2 separate regions of the Mus musculus genome follow, and region 1 is linked to region 2. Evidence: chromatin loops called from intact Hi-C (ENCODE). Cell type or tissue: gastrocnemius. All regions are shown on one strand. Links, peaks and the distances in the headings refer to the core of each region. The heading gives the core; the rest is flanking DNA.

What was found. A loop is a pair of places that touch in the nucleus more often than their neighbours do. Peaks named below come from ENCODE experiments on the same cell type or tissue, not always from the same donor. Only the 100,000 strongest peaks of a DNase experiment are listed, where the experiment ranks them.
Region 1: a loop joins it to region 2, with 2.1 times the contacts of the local background. A loop is called at or near these places in 7 of 42 quality-filtered maps.

What each region holds. Positions count from the first base shown.
Region 1 is chr17:34,980,386-34,989,080 of GRCm38, forward strand. Lsm2 (LSM2 homolog, U6 small nuclear RNA and mRNA degradation associated) reads left to right here and starts at 1,469. Exons shown (of 5, transcript NM_001110101.2): 1 at 1,469-1,700; 2 at 2,235-2,302; 3 at 4,724-4,754; 4 at 4,864-4,923; 5 at 5,032-5,506. The coding sequence starts at 1,698. The coding sequence ends at 5,157. In gastrocnemius, for the core only: CTCF peaks have their summits at 413 (motif pointing left) and 4,048 (motif pointing left); DNase peaks (open chromatin) are centred at 1,507 and 1,691; H3K4me3 peaks cover 2,333 bases; H3K27ac peaks cover 1,881 bases.
Region 2 is chr17:34,908,948-34,917,642 of GRCm38, forward strand. It overlaps Ehmt2 (euchromatic histone lysine N-methyltransferase 2), which reads left to right. Exons shown (of 27, transcript NM_145830.3): 21 at 1,744-1,888; 22 at 2,031-2,108; 23 at 2,416-2,531; 24 at 2,632-2,718; 25 at 3,442-3,520; 26 at 3,687-3,862; 27 at 4,693-5,126. The coding sequence ends at 4,873. Slc44a4 (solute carrier family 44, member 4) reads left to right here and starts at 5,519. Exons shown (of 21, transcript NM_023557.3): 1 at 5,519-5,573; 2 at 7,700-7,748; 3 at 8,371-8,444; 4 at 8,570-8,648. The coding sequence starts at 5,540. In gastrocnemius, for the core only: CTCF peaks have their summits at 3,324 (motif pointing left) and 6,516; a DNase peak (open chromatin) is centred at 3,280; H3K27ac peaks cover 1,151 bases.

The DNA.
Region 1 (8,695 bases), core at 298-8,297, 71 kb after region 2:
TATCTATCTCTGGCCTACACAGTCATGCATGCTCCAGCCCTCACTCCCACCCCCAGGAAACCCTGGCTACAATCTATTTAGATTATTACACTAGAGAATTCCACCCTGCAATCAGCAGGTTTAGACTCTCAGAATTTTCACCTGTGTCCCGTGACTGCCTTGCACCTACAGCCAGCCTCAAGAAGAGAAGACAGAATAGAAAGTGTTTCCCTATTTATCCAGACATGATATCCACAGAAGATACAACCTAGCAACTTCCCACTTAATGTAATTATTTAAAAAAAAAAAAACAATAGGGCTGGAGAGATGGCTCAGCAGTTAAGAGCACTGACTGCTCTTCCAGAGGTCCTAAGTTCAATTTCCAGCAAGCACAGAGTGGCTCACAATCATCTGTAGTGGGATCTGATGCCCTCTTCTGGATGTCTGAAGAAAGCCACAGCATACTTACATAAAACAAGTCAATCGAAATAACAACAAAGCCCTTTCATCTCAGACCATCTCTTTCTTCTCTGGAACTTGCCTACTGAGGCTTTTCTAGTTTTTTGTTTTTTTTTTAAATCAGTCAGCTCTTGTGAACTCCTTCACAACCAGCATGTTACAAGCCTGGTAATGCTGTTCCCAGAACATCCAAAGTAGTATCTGTCGGTGATCTAGTTGAAAATATTTCAGTAATGCAGGGATGGATCAGCAGTTACAAGCATCTGTTGCTCTTCCAGAACACCCAGATTTGATTGCCAGCACCCACAAGGAGGCTCACCATTGTAACTCCAGGCCCAGGGCATTTGAAGCCCTCTCTTCTACCAGGAACTCATGTAGTACAGACATAACATACAGGCAAAAACTGTCAAACACACACAAAAAAAGCTAAGATAAAGTAAAATATTTCTGTCACTGAGTTCCAGTCAGTTTAGTCCTTTACAGACGAGTCCTATGCCAAATTATATATATATATATAACATTAGAGCTGGGATGTTGTTCATTTGCTTTGCTTAGAATGTGTCCGCTCTGGGTCAACTTTGCACCCCAAAAGACTGAAATTGAGAGAAACTTACTTACTGGGAACCTTTGATAAGAATCAGGATTTGTGTTCCGGTTTCTCTCTCACACTCACACACACCATAACCAGTGTGTATTGGTGTATATTTTATTCTCTGACACAGGGTCTTGCTATAATAGCTTTAGTTGACCTCTAAACCAGAATCCTCCCGTCTCAACTCCAGGATTCCAGTTGGGCACGAACGCTGTCCAGCTCTTAGCAACATTTTAAATTTTACTAAAGAATACGCAAGTCATAATTTTCTCAATCTTCCCAATAATTCCCCATAGAAAACGTAGACTACGAGCTAATCACGCGGCAGAGAGAAAAGTCTCAACAACCATCAGAAAAAGAGACGAACTACGTCCAACGCGCAGCTGCCACGGCCCACGCATGCGCTTGTGAGAAAGCGGCTGCTCGGGAGGAAGTGGGGGGGACAGGAAGTTCCGCCCCTCTACCGGTTTGGCGGTCCTCTCGGCTCTGCCCTACCCCGCTCCCTTTGAGCCTGAATTCAGCCGAGGTTTTCGCGGCTCCCCGTGCGCCTGCGTGATCCAGTCTTGCTTCACGCGCGGGCTCGCGCTCCGGCTCCCGCCCTGCCTCCGGCTCGCAGTCCCCGGCGCCTTCCTTCGCGGTCCAGGCCGCCCCGCGTGGCGCCAGCACCATGGTGGGTACCGTGACGTCAAAAGGGAGCGCCGCCGCTCGCGGCGGGCGGTTCGAACCGTGCGGGCGTGGGTGCGGGCACTCGTGTCGGTCGCTTGGGGCGGCAGCCAGGCCCCAGGGTTTTCCGTACAGCCTTACTGCCCACACCCCAGTGTGAGGAGGCTGCTCGGAGCCGATGGTGTTTTGGGGGAAACCTTTAGCAAGTCCAAGAGAAAGCCCACGGGCGCCGGGGGAGAACGGGAAGCGAGCCTTGCACTTCTGTGCTGTTGACGAGGACTTTGTGAGGGTGCGGTTGGGAAGCGGTCTCAGCTGGGAGGTGGTCGACTCAGAGAGTGGGTTCTAGCGTCGAGGGGTGCAACGCAGGTCCTGTCACTCCGTGGCTCCGTGAACTGCAGAGTCCCGTTTAACGGATTGTTGTTGGTTATGAAGTTTTGAGAACTACTAGGAGGGGCTACAAAGACTAGTATTTCAAAATACTGTCACGGGCTCCTCCTCCCCGTCCCTTTTCATGTGATAGTTCCTCCCTCTTTTCCAATAGCTCTTCTACTCCTTTTTCAAGTCTCTTGTGGGCAAGGATGTAGTCGTGGAACTCAAGAATGACCTGAGGTAGGTCCTTATTTTAGCGAGTTGGTGGAAGGTGGGGGTGCCGGGTGTCCTGATCCTTTTTGTCGTTGTTGTTGACAAAGTTACTTCAGAGTAGGTAGGCAAAACACAGAAGAAATACCTTTCGTCTTAAGTGTAAAAGATTAGTTTAAGAGTGAGCCTGGTATTGTGACACATGCTTGTAATCCCAACACTGAACGCAGAGGTGTGAGTTCAAGGACAGCTTGGTCTACATATGTCCAGGGCCATCCGGAGTTACACAGTGAGATACAGTTAAGTAACATGTATGTGTAGTCCTGGCTGTCCTGGAACACACAGATCCACATGCCTCTGTCTCCTGAGTGCTAGGATTTGCCTGGCTGTATCATTTGCTCTTAACGATTCAGGAGTTGGGGTAAATGCTTAAATGCTGTACCACTGGAAATATGTTTATGGGTTCTTGTCACATCCGTTAAGGTCTACTTGGTTCCTAATAGTGCTTCGAAAATTATAGTTTCATTGAAGCCGGGTTTTGTTTGCTTTTGTTTTCTTTCATGTACTGGGCATGCTCAACAAGTGAACTTCATATGCAGCCCTCATGTTTCTCTTTAAAATAACTTTTTTTTTTTTTTCCAGACAGGGTTTTTCTGTATAGCCCTGGCTGTCTTGGAACTCACTCTGTAGACCAGGCTGGCCTCGAACTCAGAAATCCGCCTGCCTCTGTCTCCCGAGTGCTGGGATTAAAGGCGTGTGCCACCACCGCCCAGCAAAATAACTTTATTTGTAGACTCTTGAAACCTTTGAACACACATCAGTGGTTGACCAGCAGGATGGTTCTGACCAGTGTGGCCAAGTTAGAAGCTGGCCCAGACTGAGGTGCAGACTAAGACCTTTCATAGTCTAAAAGTCAAATCACACGAATGGTCTACAGAGCTGTGGGGATTCATAGGATGTAGAGAGTGAGGAAGTAAAACTCAGGATCTGAGGTGGTTAAAGTTGGTTACACAGAGGGTAAATATAATATAAGGTGGGGCATGTAAGGTGGTATGGGAGCACTGGCCTTGATAACCTTGCTTAGGGGCTAGAGGGCTGGAGAACTGAGAAGACTTGACTTGTATCTTCATTATTAAAGATAAGTTGGGGGGGATAACATTTGAAATGTAAATAAAGAAAATATCCAATTTTTTAAAAAAGAAGAAGAAGCCGGGTGTGGTGGCGCAGGCCATTAATCCCAGCACTCGGGCTACACAGAGAAACCCTGTCTCGAAAAAAAACAAAAACAAAAAAAAACCAAACAAACAAACAAAAAACTCATACGAGAAAAAAAAGAGTGTAGCAAAAATAATAAAGAGTAATTCCAGCTACCAGTATGTGTACATAGGTCTGTGACTCCAAAGCAGTAAATGTTTACAAATAACAGTTAGGGAAGCTGCAGAGATTGCTCAGTGCTTTAAAAAGAGCTTGCTGGGGGCTGGAGAAATGGCTCAGAGATTTTAAGAGCACTGACTGCTCTTCCGAAGGTCCTGAGTTCAAATCCCAGCAACCACATGGTAGCTCACAACCATCTGTAAAGAGAGCGGACATCAGACGCCCTCTTCTGTAGTGTCTGAAGACAGCTACAGTGTACTTAGATATAATAATAAATAAATCTTTAAAACAAAACAAAACTTGTTGCTCTCCCTGAAAAATAAGAGTTCAGTTTCCAGCAACTACATTAGGTGATTCACACCTACCTAGAACTCTGGCTGCAAGTGATCTGATGCCCTCTTCTGGTCTCTGTGGGTAACTACATGCACATACACACAAATAATAAAAATCAATATTTTAAAAATAATAGTTGATGCTTCTGGGAGTCATGCAGATCTGGGCTGACCTTCAGTTTATTGGTTGTAAGTTTTGTTACCTTCCATGACCTCTCTCATATCCTGGAGGATGATAATACTTTGAAAGATGATTAGCTAAGTGGTGTTGATAGCAGTGCATCCCTTAAACCTTTAATCCAGCACTCAGGAGGTAGAGGCAGAAACAGGTGTGAGTTTGAGGCCAGCCTTATCTACATAGCTAGTTCTAGGTCCTCACAGAGAAACCCAGTGGGGAATGATCATGAATAGTGGGTCCCAGCTGTAGTTCCACAAGTGGAGGTAGGAGGATTGCCATAGTTTGAGGCCAGCCTGGGCGCAGTGAGATCCTGTCTTTAAAGGGAAATACAAGTAGTAAATGGAATGCAAGCCTGGCCTGCAGTAGTTAAATATTAGCTTCTGATGCATTGGTGTGAGCAAAGACTGAGTCTGGGATGCATTTTCGTTTCTACCTCAGAACTCACAGATGCTGCCTGCAGGCCTCAGGTCCTTAAGTTCCTCCCCGACTTGTCGTTCTAGTTTTGATTTTTCCCTCCACGCTGATTTCAGCATAAACCAATGCTTCTTCCCTCTTTGCCCTTGACAGCATCTGTGGAACCCTCCACTCTGTGGACCAGGTGAGATATACAATAAGGGTCAGTTTGTTCTTGGGGAAGGAAAGCAGCCAGTGAGGGTGGGTTGTTGTATCTTGTCTCTAGGGTTAATGACGATGTTCCTCTTTCTTAGTACCTCAATATCAAACTAACCGACATCAGTGTCACAGACCCTGAGAAATACCCTCACATGGTAAGTTGGGGCTGGGGAGGGGGAGGAGGAGGAAACCTTTAAAGCAAAAGGCCCCTGGGTGGCCGGAGGACACACTTTTAATGGAGGTGCTTTCATATTTGTCTCCAGTTATCAGTCAAGAACTGCTTCATCAGGGGCTCAGTCGTCCGCTATGTGCAGCTGCCAGCAGATGAGGTGGACACACAACTGCTACAGGATGCAGCAAGGAAGGAAGCCCTTCAGCAGAAGCAGTGATGGCACCTCCCCCCTCCCCCTCACTTCCCCATTGGTGACCCAGAACTTGACGTCCTACTGAGGACAAGAACACCCCTGCCCAATACTTAAGGTGTGTTTTGTTTTGTTAATGATTTTTTTTTTTTCTTTTTAACTGAATGGATGAGAGATAATTCCTCTGCTGAGAAGGGAGGGTAAGAGAGCCAGGAACTGCAGAATGGTCCTGGACTGGCTCCCAGTCTGTACCTTTTTCTCATCTTTCCTGGAGATGGGAGCAGCATCCTAAGCCCTTCCGTGGCGACATGTAATACATTTGAGGGATGGAAAGATCTGTCCCGCATCGGGAATAAAACTTATGATGCAAGCTGAATTCCTGGTTTGTCGTCTGCTTTGGGCAGGGAGTTGAGAAAGGATGTTGAATTCACTGACACTCCAGCACCCTACATTCCTCCTCCTCCCATCTCCAACCAAGATTCCAACCTGATTTACCAGCATGATGTACTTCTGCCCTAAAGCTTGTAGTCGGGTAAATTAAGGTGCCAGTGCCAACTCTTAAACATCCAGCCTTTCCTCCAGCCCACCACCCACCAAAGGTAATGGAAGAGAAAGCTCTTAGGATGTGGGGGAAGTAGATTGGTTTAGCAATAGGTGAGCTCAATCTTTATCAGCAGTTCAGTCCTGTAGCAAATACCAAATATGAAACTGCAGCTGCAGATGGTTCTTTCGGACAGGCAGACCCCACACATAAACCAGCAGCTGTAGTCCAGTCCTCTTAGCTAGCATGAACTAGCAGTTGTAGTTCAATCCTGAAGAAGCCACCCGGCTTGCCAGAAGACGTTGAGCCACTGAAGCAGCAAAAAGCTACAGGAACCTCACGAGCAGTTCTTGGGTGAGTTTCTCTCAATGGCAGCATTACTGCAAGTGGAGCTCAACAACGCTATGCAAGGTGAACCAGGTCACAGGTGTCATTAGCAAAGAATAGCAAGGCAGAGCAAACCAAACCAGTTCTCATGCTCCCCGTTTGTAGGGTAATATTTACACTCGTTTATCATGCGCTCTTTTATGTGTCTGCTATAGCAAGACATTCTTTCACCTGTGTGCCCCAGGAAAACATCATTTGACATAATCGACTTTCCAAAGAAACTAGAAGTTTCTACTTCAGCCACTTTAGAAGCAAACTCCCAATTAGAGGTTCTTCAGTGTCCACCATCTTCTTAAACTTTTTTTTTTTTAAGATTATTATATGTGAGTACACTAGCTGTCTTCTTGCTGGAATTTGAACTCAGGACCTTCAGAAGAGCAGTCAGTGCTCTTAACCGCTGAGCCATCTCTCTAGCCCCAACCACCATCTTCTTAGAGGTAGTATTGGGGTGCTGGCAGGAGCTCTGGCATGAAAAGCCTTATGTTATTAAAACATCTTAAGAGCGGGGCGTGGTGGCACACGCCTTTAATCCCAGCACTCAGGAGGCAGAGGCAGGCAGATTTCTGAGTTCGAGGCCAGCCTGGTCTACAAAGTGAGTTCCAGGACAGCCAGGGCTATACAGAAAAACCCTGTCTCGAAACGCCCCCCCCCCCCAAAATCTTAAATACCATAATCTAGATCTCAAGACTATATATAGCATATCTGAATAGGCAAACATTGCTTGTTTCTAGCTATTTACTATCTACTTAACTTTGAAAACATCTACAGAAGGCTAAATAACTCTTATTTCTGTAATTAGCTAAACTAATATCTGCCATGACCACAATTTGATTAATTACTAACTTGCATTTCTTAATTATCCTAAACAGTTTGTAATATAGTATCATTTAAGGATTTTAGAACTTTAGATTTTTAAATGAGTTGCTGTGGTGCAATACTCTAAACTAGTTGAAACATATACAATATGATAAAACAAAAATATAATCTTGAATGCATATCAGTATACAAAAATATACTCATGGGAAAATATTTGGCTTATTGATGTTCATTAATATAAAAGTAGATTTGGGTTGGAGAGATGGCTCAGTGGTTAAGAGCACTGAGTACTCTTCCAGAGGTTCTGAGTTCAAATCCCAGCAACCACATGGTGGCTCACAACCATCTGTAATGAGATCTAATGACCTCTTCTGGTGTGTTTGAAGACAGCTACAGTGTACTTACATATTATAATAAATCTTAAAAAAAAAAAAAAGAGAAGTAGATTCAATAATCTACCCTTTTATCCTATCATCTCTATATTCCCCTTTTTCTTTTCACCACCTCTCCTCTCCCTTCCCACTAATACTAGATAGGAGAGAAAGGAGGAAAGAAAGAGATCCCTGAATCTAATTTTACTGGGTTTCCTGGTTGACTAAGACCATTAACAGCGTGTGACCCATCCCCCTTAAACAATGACAAATATCCATCACCCAGCAAATGAGCAAAACCCACCCATCCCACCTCTTAGGAATGGCGGCATTGTTCTCTTAAAATACTTCCTGAGGGCAACAGCATTTTTTGAGGACCTTAAGAAAATTGAGATATTGGTCAAGTCCTGGGAGAGCTAGCTAGTTGTATCATTTGTGGTCCAGTCCTTGTGATGGGAAAGAGCAAGGCTTAATTGAAGTCCTGGCTGGAACAGCCTGTGGGACTGGAGCATCTTAGCAAGGCATGTTGAAGTTGTCCTGGATACAGATTTTTGAGGAAATAATTCCTGAGGCTGTGAAGCTGGATCACCAGGGCTACTTGTCTGGTCTTTTTGATCTGAAAACACACAAAGTGTGTATAACTACAGAATCAGCCTTTTTAGACTTAAAGCAATCACCTATTGAAATCCCGAATATGTGTCTATGGTCTGGAACATATACTCTAATTTTTTAAACTCTGGAAAAATGAAACATACTCATTTGCCAAATTTCTTTGGGGGGGGGGTTCCCTTTGGAATTTGGAGTTTGGTTTTCCAAGAACAAATGGGACATTGTATCATTTTCTTGGCTTGTTGCCAAGTGATAGAAGCCTCTTTCTTTAAACCTTTGCTGTTAGCATGGAGATTATTTTTGTTTTTTGAGACAGTGTTTCTCTGTATAGCCTTGGCTGTCCTGGAACTCACGTTGTAGACCAGGCTGGCCTTGAACTCAGAAATCCACCTGCCTCTGCCTCCCAAGTGCTCGGATTAAAGGCATGCGCCACCACCTCTCGGCCACAATGGACGATTTCTATTTCTGCTTATTTGTTGTAGTTGAATAAATAGTGACGTTTTAATTCTCAATCATTTGGAATAAGTTGAGCAGTTTCAATATGTAAAACAATTCTTTCTGCATAGAGAAACTATATTAAGAGATGCAGGAATATCGAATATTATACAGGAATGGCATACATCTCTGATTTTTAAATTGAATCATAAGGGCTCTGAGCCACTTTATTTTTCCTGATTTATAACTTGCCCTTCCTGACTTATTTACATAAGTGTAGAATGTGGGGGCTCCAGAAATCGGTTTCCCTTTAACTATATGAGGGAGAATCTGATTAGTACTTTTCAAAAACTGAAGTTGCTTTGGGGATATTTATTGTTAATTTCTCTAGAAAATTACCAGAAAC
Region 2 (8,695 bases), core at 295-8,294:
AGACCCTCAGTGGACAAGGGAGCCTGTGGCCAAGCCTAACAGAGGTCAGTCCCTGGACTCACATGGAGAAAGTCAACTCCTCCAAATTGTCCTCTGGCTTACAAACACACCTCATGACACTCTCACACACAGTTGAAAAAAGCTGAGGGCAGGGTGTGGTGACCCACACCTGTAATCTCAGCATGAAGGAGGCAGACAGCTGATTGTTTTGAACTTGAGGCCAGCCTGCTTTGTATCTATGTAATAAGTTCCAGGCCAACAAGGGCCACATAATGAGACCTTAATCTTTAAACAAAAGAAAGAGGAGACGGGCATTGGTGGTGCACACCTTTAATCCCAGCACTTGGGACGCAGGGGCAGGTGGATTTCTGAGTTTGAGGACCCCTGGTCTACAAAGTGAGTTCCAGGACAGCCAGGGCTGCACAGAGAAACCCTGTCTCAGAAAACAAACAAAAAAGGACAAGAGAACAAAAAGGACATGTTTTCCAAGCCTTCGAGGTGGTGGAGGCTGGAGGATTTCAAGTTTGAGGCAGACACCCAGATAGATAAGAATTTCAGAGAGGAGCTAGGTGTTACTTGTGATCCCTTCTATTCTGAAGGCCAAGGAGGAAGACTACCTCTTGAGCCTGCATATTGGAGGCTCAATGAGACTCAAAACTTAAAAAAGGAAAAACAAACAAAACAAAAACAACCACAAAGCTAGTGTGAGGCGGCCCAACTGCTGAAAGTGCGTGTGGAGTTTAAGCCATGAACCCACCAGAAGGAGAGAGCTGCCTCCCGAGGACTGCCCTCTGAGCTTTCCATCTCATTGTATCCTGTGCACACCACACTCAGACATGAGGCTGCTCGGGCCAGGCGGAGAGTGGTGTAGACCTTTAATCTCGCTCTGGAGGCAGAGGCAGAGGCAGAGGCAGGCTGATTTCTGGGTTCCAGGGCTGTACAGTGAGATGCTGTCTCAAAGAAGGAGGTGGGTTGCCGGGCGTGGTGGTGCACTCCTTTAATCCCAGCACTCAGGAGGCAGATGCAGGGGGATTTCTGAGTTTGAGGCCAGCCTGGTCTACAAAGTGAGTTCCAGGACAGCCAGGGCTATACAGAGAAACCCTGTCTCAAAAAAACCAACCACAAAAACCAACAAAACAAAAAGATATGTAAGTTTGTAATCCAGATGTGTTCTGTGCAAGCTGAGTACTTTGGTGTTTGTCTGTCCTTATAGCATCTGAGGAGGCAGAGGCGGGAAAATCATAACTTCACGTTTAAGGCCAGCTGGGGCATTGTAGCAAGACTCAGTCTCCAGCTAAAATTTAAAAGTCCAGAGTCCATTGGGGTGGTGACATATGCCTCTGACCCTAGCACTCGGGAGCCAGGGCAGGAGAATAGACTGTCGAAGTCATTCTCTGCTATCTTTCAGTCTGGGGCCAGCCGGGGCTATAGGATGCTGTATCTCACCAAGGAATGAGAAAAGGTCGGGGCTGGGAACATCGGTCAGTGGGCGAGCATTTATTGGCCTAGTATGCACCGTGCTGTTGGGCTCAGTCTGCATTCTCACCAAGAAACAGAAATAACCCAGTCACTACTTGGGACATAACTATTTCTTAGCCGAGATTGTTCTCCGTGGTGTCTTTGTTTGTTTTCAAGAACGTCTCCCTGCATGTGCTGAGATAAAAGTGCCAGCACCCTTAGATCAAGGAATCCTCCCCTCAGAACTACTCTGCCCCACTTTGACCTTATCTGCCCCTTCTGTAGGGACGTAGCCCGAGGCTATGAGAATGTACCCATCCCCTGTGTCAATGGTGTGGATGGGGAGCCGTGCCCGGAGGACTACAAGTACATCTCTGAGAACTGCGAGACATCGACCATGAACATCGACCGCAACATCACCCATCTGCAGGTAAGGCACAGCCCCGCTCACCATGCTGTGGGAGCACCTCCACACCAGGATGGGGGGCATGAAGACTCCCCCTCACACTGGGACCACCACCACTCACTGTCCTGGAACATGAACCCCACTCACTCCTACTTTTCTCCCACAGCACTGCACGTGTGTGGATGACTGCTCCAGCTCCAATTGCCTATGTGGTCAGCTCAGTATCCGATGCTGGTATGACAAGGTACGTGACCCTCACCTGGCAGGTCTGCCAAGGAGCCAGGACCCTGCTGTGTTGGGGAAGAGACACAGGGTGTGGCAGGAAGCCCTGCCAGGAATGCAATGGGCCTCTCTGCTGGAGTATATGCAAATGCGCGCTCTAGTGCCTGCGCGCACACTTCCTGGTCTCTGACCTCAGCCTGCAGACTCTGCACCTTGCTCTTCTGCTCTTGGCTGGGGTCAGAGTGGAGTTTCCTGTGGAGTCCTCTGGGTCCAGGGCAGCTGAAATGGGCCCCACAGAGAAACCACTATCCCCTCCCTCCGCACCCCAGGACGGGCGGCTGCTCCAGGAGTTTAACAAGATCGAGCCCCCCCTGATCTTTGAGTGTAACCAGGCATGCTCCTGCTGGAGAAGCTGCAAGAACCGCGTGGTGCAGAGCGGCATCAAGTGAGGCGCGCGCCCCGGCACCCTGCCTCGCCTCCGCCTCCCCTCCCCTGGGGCCCTCCCAGGTGTCCCACACTCAGTGTGACTCCCTCTCCACCTCTAGGGTACGGCTGCAGCTCTACCGGACTGCCAAGATGGGCTGGGGGGTCCGAGCCTTGCAGACCATCCCCCAGGGCACGTTCATCTGCGAGTAAGTTCACTGTGAGGCCGTGGTGCATGAGGGCTCTGCTGACCCTAGAGCTCCATGTCAGGATACATGTCTCTGCTCGCCCACCGAGTGTATTTCCAAACATCATGTCCCCCCTTTACCTGCACGCTGCCTAGATGGAGCATGCCTGTGGCAGACAGATCTGTAAAGTGGAGAATAGCTTTTTCCTGTGCACTTCCTCCCCTCTGCCGTCAGACTCACCTAGGTTCTCTGTGGCCTTTAGAGCAGAGAAGCCCCTTCACCTGCTCCGAGGACCTCCCAGTTTCTCTGTTCCCTCAACTTCTCAGACACCCACTTCTCTTGGGCAATTCCTCTTCCAGCCACATGGGGCGACCTCATGACTGATGTAGCTGCGCAGAGCCTACCACCTGTTTGATAGTTCCTGGTGCACACACCTCCTAATGTCTAAGCCTGGCAACTTTCCACCCAGCCAGCCACCAGGGATGCTAATCCCCAGAACACAGGCTCACACACACACACACACACACACACACACACACACACGTCATCTCCCACCATGCCTGCTCAGGTCTTGCAGGCTCCACCTGTACAGAGCCTCCCACCTGCCTGTCTACAGCTGCACAGCGACCCCTAGTGGCTGGACCATGTCCTGCATCTCTCCCCTGGGCTCTGAGAACTGAGTGGGAAGGTGGGGCCGGGAGCCCTGCTCACTGTTCATGCAGAACTGAAGTTTCCGTCCAACAGGTATGTAGGAGAGCTGATCTCTGATGCCGAGGCTGATGTGAGAGAGGATGATTCTTACCTCTTCGATTTAGATAACAAGGTGGGATGCAGCACCTCTGCCCTCAACTACCAAAGGCTGCTTTGTGCAGCCACCTGTAACATCTGGGACTGGAAGCCTGGGTGGAGGGACTGGGTGTCACTGCAGGAACACTAGCCAGGCAAGTGGATAGAAGTGGATATTAAGAACACTGTGTCTCCACCCCCAGGATGGCGAGGTTTACTGCATTGATGCCCGTTACTATGGCAACATCAGCCGATTCATTAACCACCTGTGTGACCCCAACATCATCCCTGTCCGGGTTTTCATGCTGCACCAAGATCTACGGTTCCCACGCATTGCCTTCTTCAGCTCCAGGGACATCCGGACTGGGGAGGAGCTGGGGTGAGGAGCCAGCCTGAGGGCACTGACCAGCCTTTGGTGTTCTTTTTTTTTTTTTTTTTTTTTTCCCGGTTTTTCGGGACAGGGTTTCTCTGTGTAGTCCTGGCTGTCCTGGAACTCACTCTGTAGACCAGGCTGGCCTCGAACTCAGAAATCTGCCTGCCTCTGCCTCCCAAGTGCTGGGATTAAAGGTGTGTGCTACCATACCCGGCTTCCTTTGGTGTTCTTAGGTGTCCCTTGGAAGGCTTGTTAAAACTGTGTAAGGCAGGAGTAGGAACATACATTCATGATCACAGCACTCAGGAGGCTGAGGCAGGAGGATCACAAAGAGTCTGGGCTACAGAGTGAGACCCTGTGTCAAAACAAAACAAGAGAAGTCCAGGTTGCCCTGGTATCACATGCCTGTCATGCTAGTGTTTGAAAGAGCTTGAAGCAGAAGTACCTACAAATTCAAGGCCAGCCTGGGCTAACTACAGAGTTCAGGACAGCCAGGCCTATGTAGAGAGACCCTATCTTAAGCAAAAAACAAGAAGGGGGATGGGGGCTAGTGTGGGTTGGCTGGATGGTTGAGTATACTAGGCCCTGGGCAGGCTGCATCCCACTTCCCGCAGAGCCTCGGGAGAGTCTGGTCACAAGGCAGGAAGGCTAGAAGCCTGCATTTATGACAGTTCTCTGGGAGTGTGAGTCAACAGAGCCAACAAGGACCTGGAGTCCATCTGCAGGAGTGGTTGGGTGGAAGAAGGTGGATCCCTCAAGAGGGCTCCTGGGCTCTATGAGATGGGTTTGAAGTGTCTAGATCCAAGGGCCAAGAGCTCCTGTGTTTCCTCTGCCAGCTTTGACTACGGTGACCGATTCTGGGACATCAAGAGCAAGTATTTCACCTGCCAGTGTGGCTCTGAGAAGTGCAAGCATTCAGCGGAGGCCATCGCCCTGGAGCAGAGCCGCCTGGCCCGGCTGGACCCCCACCCGGAGCTGCTCCCTGACCTCAGCTCCCTGCCCCCCATCAACACCTGAGGACTCTTAAAATCCAGGCCGGGCACTGCCCTTCAGACATTTCTCCATCAGAGACCCCAGTAAGGCCTGGAAGGTCGATGGCCCCTCTCCCAGAGCTGGTTTCTCACTGGGAGTGCAAGTGACTTCAGGGCTGGCCTTCCCCACTGAGCCTGGCCTCAGTTAGCTGATTGAAGTTGGGCCTCTGCCAGCTGATTTTCTGTGTTCTCAATAAATGTTGGGTTTGGTAATAAACTGTCTGGTGATTGTTTCAGGACGATGAGGACTATGGGGCTGAGGGGACAGTTGGGTAGGAAGCAAGCTGTGGCTGTGGGGTGGAAGAGAACAGCTGTGGGGCACCCACTGGCCACAGGGGTTTAAGGAAAAGCAAATCACAACCTAGAGGTTTGGGTGTGCCACAGTTGAAGTACTCTAAACAATTATGCAGTGTTTCCTTATCAAAGTGCTCCGGTTTCTTCCTGCTGCGGTCCGTAGCAGACCCGGTAAGCAGCTCCTGGGACCCAGTTCTGAGCCCTGGTACCCCTGGGCTGGTCAAGAGTTGAGATCTGAAAAAGGAACTGTAGAGGACCACAGGCAGGGGCGGGGCTGTGACGTCTGGGAGGGAGGGCGGGGCGGGCGGCAGGTGAGCGGCTAGGTCTCCGTGGCTCCAATCACTCCGGAGACTGAGCCATGGGGAGAAAGCAGAATGAGAACGAGGCTCACGGTAAGGCTAGGGGCAGAGGCCCGGGCTCTGGAGAGAGGTGGCCGGGCTCTGCAGCCATGGCAGCTGAGGTTGGATCCTGACAGAGGAACTGGAGTCCTGGGTCTCTGAGGAGCGGCTACAGGAAAACAGGAGTCAAGGAAAAGAGACAGAATCAGGTCCTGGAAGGATGGTCTGAGCCGCCAGAAAGATCTTGCATACTAAATGGAACCTGGATGAGCAGGAGTTGGGGCTGGCGTCCCTGTGTGGCCAGCGGAGTGGGGAGGTCAGGCCTGGGCTGTAGGTCCCTGAGGGCAGAGCCCTAGCAAACAAAGCCTGTGTGGTTAGGAGGCAGGTTAGGGTCCCGATGCTCTGGACTTAGAGTCCAGCAGTGTCCTGCGCTGTGGTTGCTGGGGGGGGGGGTGTCTGTCAACCCACACCCTGTGAAGAGGCAGGAGCTGAGACTCCTGTTGGGATCTGTGTGAAGAGTTGGGGAGATGGGCCTCTGAACTAATAAAGTCCTTTGAGGAGTAGGGGGCTGGAACCCCAAACTTCTGCAGTCAGCCTGCTAGGATTCCTGTGAAATGGAGGGCCTGGGACCCTGAGCTGCTGGGGTCTGCATGCTAGAGTCCCAGAGGGGGGGGGGCAGGTACCGTGGACTAAAGGAATTCTTGTGAGAATTTGGGGTGGGACCCCGAGATGCTAGGGTCTGCCTGCAAGGACCCCTGTGAGGAGTGGGGCCTAAGGTGGAGAGACAACTGACACCTGCCTTCAGGTTTCAGTTGGGAAGAAGTGTGTATGTTGGTGTATCTAGAGCACTTTAAGTAATCGGGGCCAGGGCTGTGTGGAAGGGGAGGTCTGAGGGGAAACAGGGGAGGCCTGTTTCCAGAACTGCTGAAGTAAAGGGCTGGAAATCTTTCCCCCAGATCCTGAGACTGGACGGGGAAGAGAGAGGGCTGAGGGTTGGGCCTCCTCTAGGTGGGGCTGGTGTCCCCTAGAAGACCGAGTAATAGCCAGAGCACAGAAAACTTCCTGGAACAGCCTTGGGTCAATCATTGACCCTGTGTCTGTGAGCCCGGGTGGGACAGAGTCCAAAATGCCCACAAAAGAAGATACCTGCCCCAGGCTAGCCCACCCCTCAGCTGTCCCTCAGTGCCCACCAGGACCCTGGCAGCCTGGCCCCGCCCTGCCCCGCCCCCTCCCCTGTGTACTCAAGGAGGACCAGGAACAGGACGTGGCCACAAGGCCACAACCACAGCAGCCGGCTCAGGTGTCAATCTGGCTGGCCACCCAGAGCCGTGCGGTAGCCGGAGTGGGGTGGTGGTGGTGGGGCGGTCTTCGGAGCTCCCATTGCCCTGCAGGGTTTCATAGCTTTACTATCCTTTCTTTGTCATATCCTTGGGCCAGAGGGCTGAGATAAGTGATGATGGTCCCCTGAGGGGCTCCCAGACTGGATAGTCCAGAGATGACTTGGAACAGGCTGGAGGACAGAGATAGGACTGGGGTCTGCGAGCCACTAAGAGGGAGTCCCAGAACCTGGGTTACACACTACTCAGAAGCCTTGAGTCCCTTTAAGAACCACTTTCAGAAGCTTATTCTAAAAACCAGTCAGGAGGCTGAAGCAAGTTTAAGTCCAGCTTGGAGAACTCAGCAAGATCTTGTCTGAAATACAAAGTAAAATTTAAAACAAATGGCTGCGGCCTGGAGACACATGCCTTTAATCCCAACACCTGGGAGACAGAGCCAGGCAGATCTCTGTGAGTTCAAGGCCAGCCTGGGCTACAGAGATAGTTCCAAGAAGCTAAAACTTTACAAAGAAACCCTGTCTCCAAAAAAAAAAAAAAAAAGTAAATAAATAAATAAAATAGTTGGCTGTGGTTACAGTTTAGTGGCAGAGCACTTGCCTCCCATGTAAGAAACCATAGATTTGATATCTAAGATTGCCAAAAATAAAGGCCCCACCTCCCAGCTGTTGCCCAGTAGCAGTCACAAGCTGGCAACCATGGGGCTGCTCTCTGACCAGGATACTGCTAATCCAGGTCCAGTCCTGTTAGTGAGCTAGACAGGCGCCTGGGACCATTGAGTGTCTGAGAGCGACTGGATGTGGGGGAAGAGACCCTCAATGCCTTATTCTCTACTCCCCCCTCCAGGGAATTCGGCCAAATATGACCCCTCCTTTCGAGGCCCCATCAAAAACAGGTGAGCTACGGGCAGTGGCCCCGAGAGATGTGGGGAGGATTTGGTTTAATGCAAGAACCTGGTCCCCTGAGGCATCTGTGTTGTCTAGAAGGACTTGAGGGGACTCGGGGTACTGGGTCACTCTACTTCTGGACTTGGGTGCTAGCTACTCAGGTGTGTGTATATGTGAGGAAAAGAAGCAACTGCACATGATCTCTCTCTCTCTCTCTCTCTATGTATGTATGTATGTTTGTTATTATCTGTGCAATATTTCAGCAGAAGAATTCTCATCCTAAAAAGAGGTTTCTTAAAGTAGATAAAGAATGTCTATCTTGCCAGACAGTAGTGGTGGGCATCTTCAATCCCAGCACTTTAATTCCAGGCAAAGGCAGATGGATCTGAGTTCAAGGCCAGAGTGAGTTCTGGTCTATAGAGTGAGTTCCAGGACAGCCAGGGTTACACAGAGAAACCTTATCTGGAAAAACAAAAATCTGAACTAAACTAAACAACAACAACAAAAAGAATGCCGATCTTTCTAGCATTCTCCAATCCTCTAAACACTAACCCACCCCTCAAACCACACCTCCCAACTCCCCACTCCATGATTACACATGCCGTAGCTCAGACGTGCGTCTCTCCCCAGGGGCTGCACAGACATCATCTGCTGTGTCCTCTTCCTGATCTTCATTTTGGGTTACATCATAGTGGGGCTTGTGGGTAAGTTTCTAGCTACCCAGAGCTGGGACCGAGGGTGAGGACAGAAACCCAAGGAGGGATTACCCCATAGCTGCCAGCCCCCAAGTCTCTGCCTTCCTGTGATCCTGTTGTGCCCCTGTCTCCAGCCTGGGTGTATGGAGACCCTCGGCAAGTGCTCTACCCCAGAAACTCCACGGGGGCCTACTGCGGCGTGGGCGACAACAAGTGAGTAGCAGATAGCAGGATGGGGGGTGGGACAGCCTCTGTCTCTC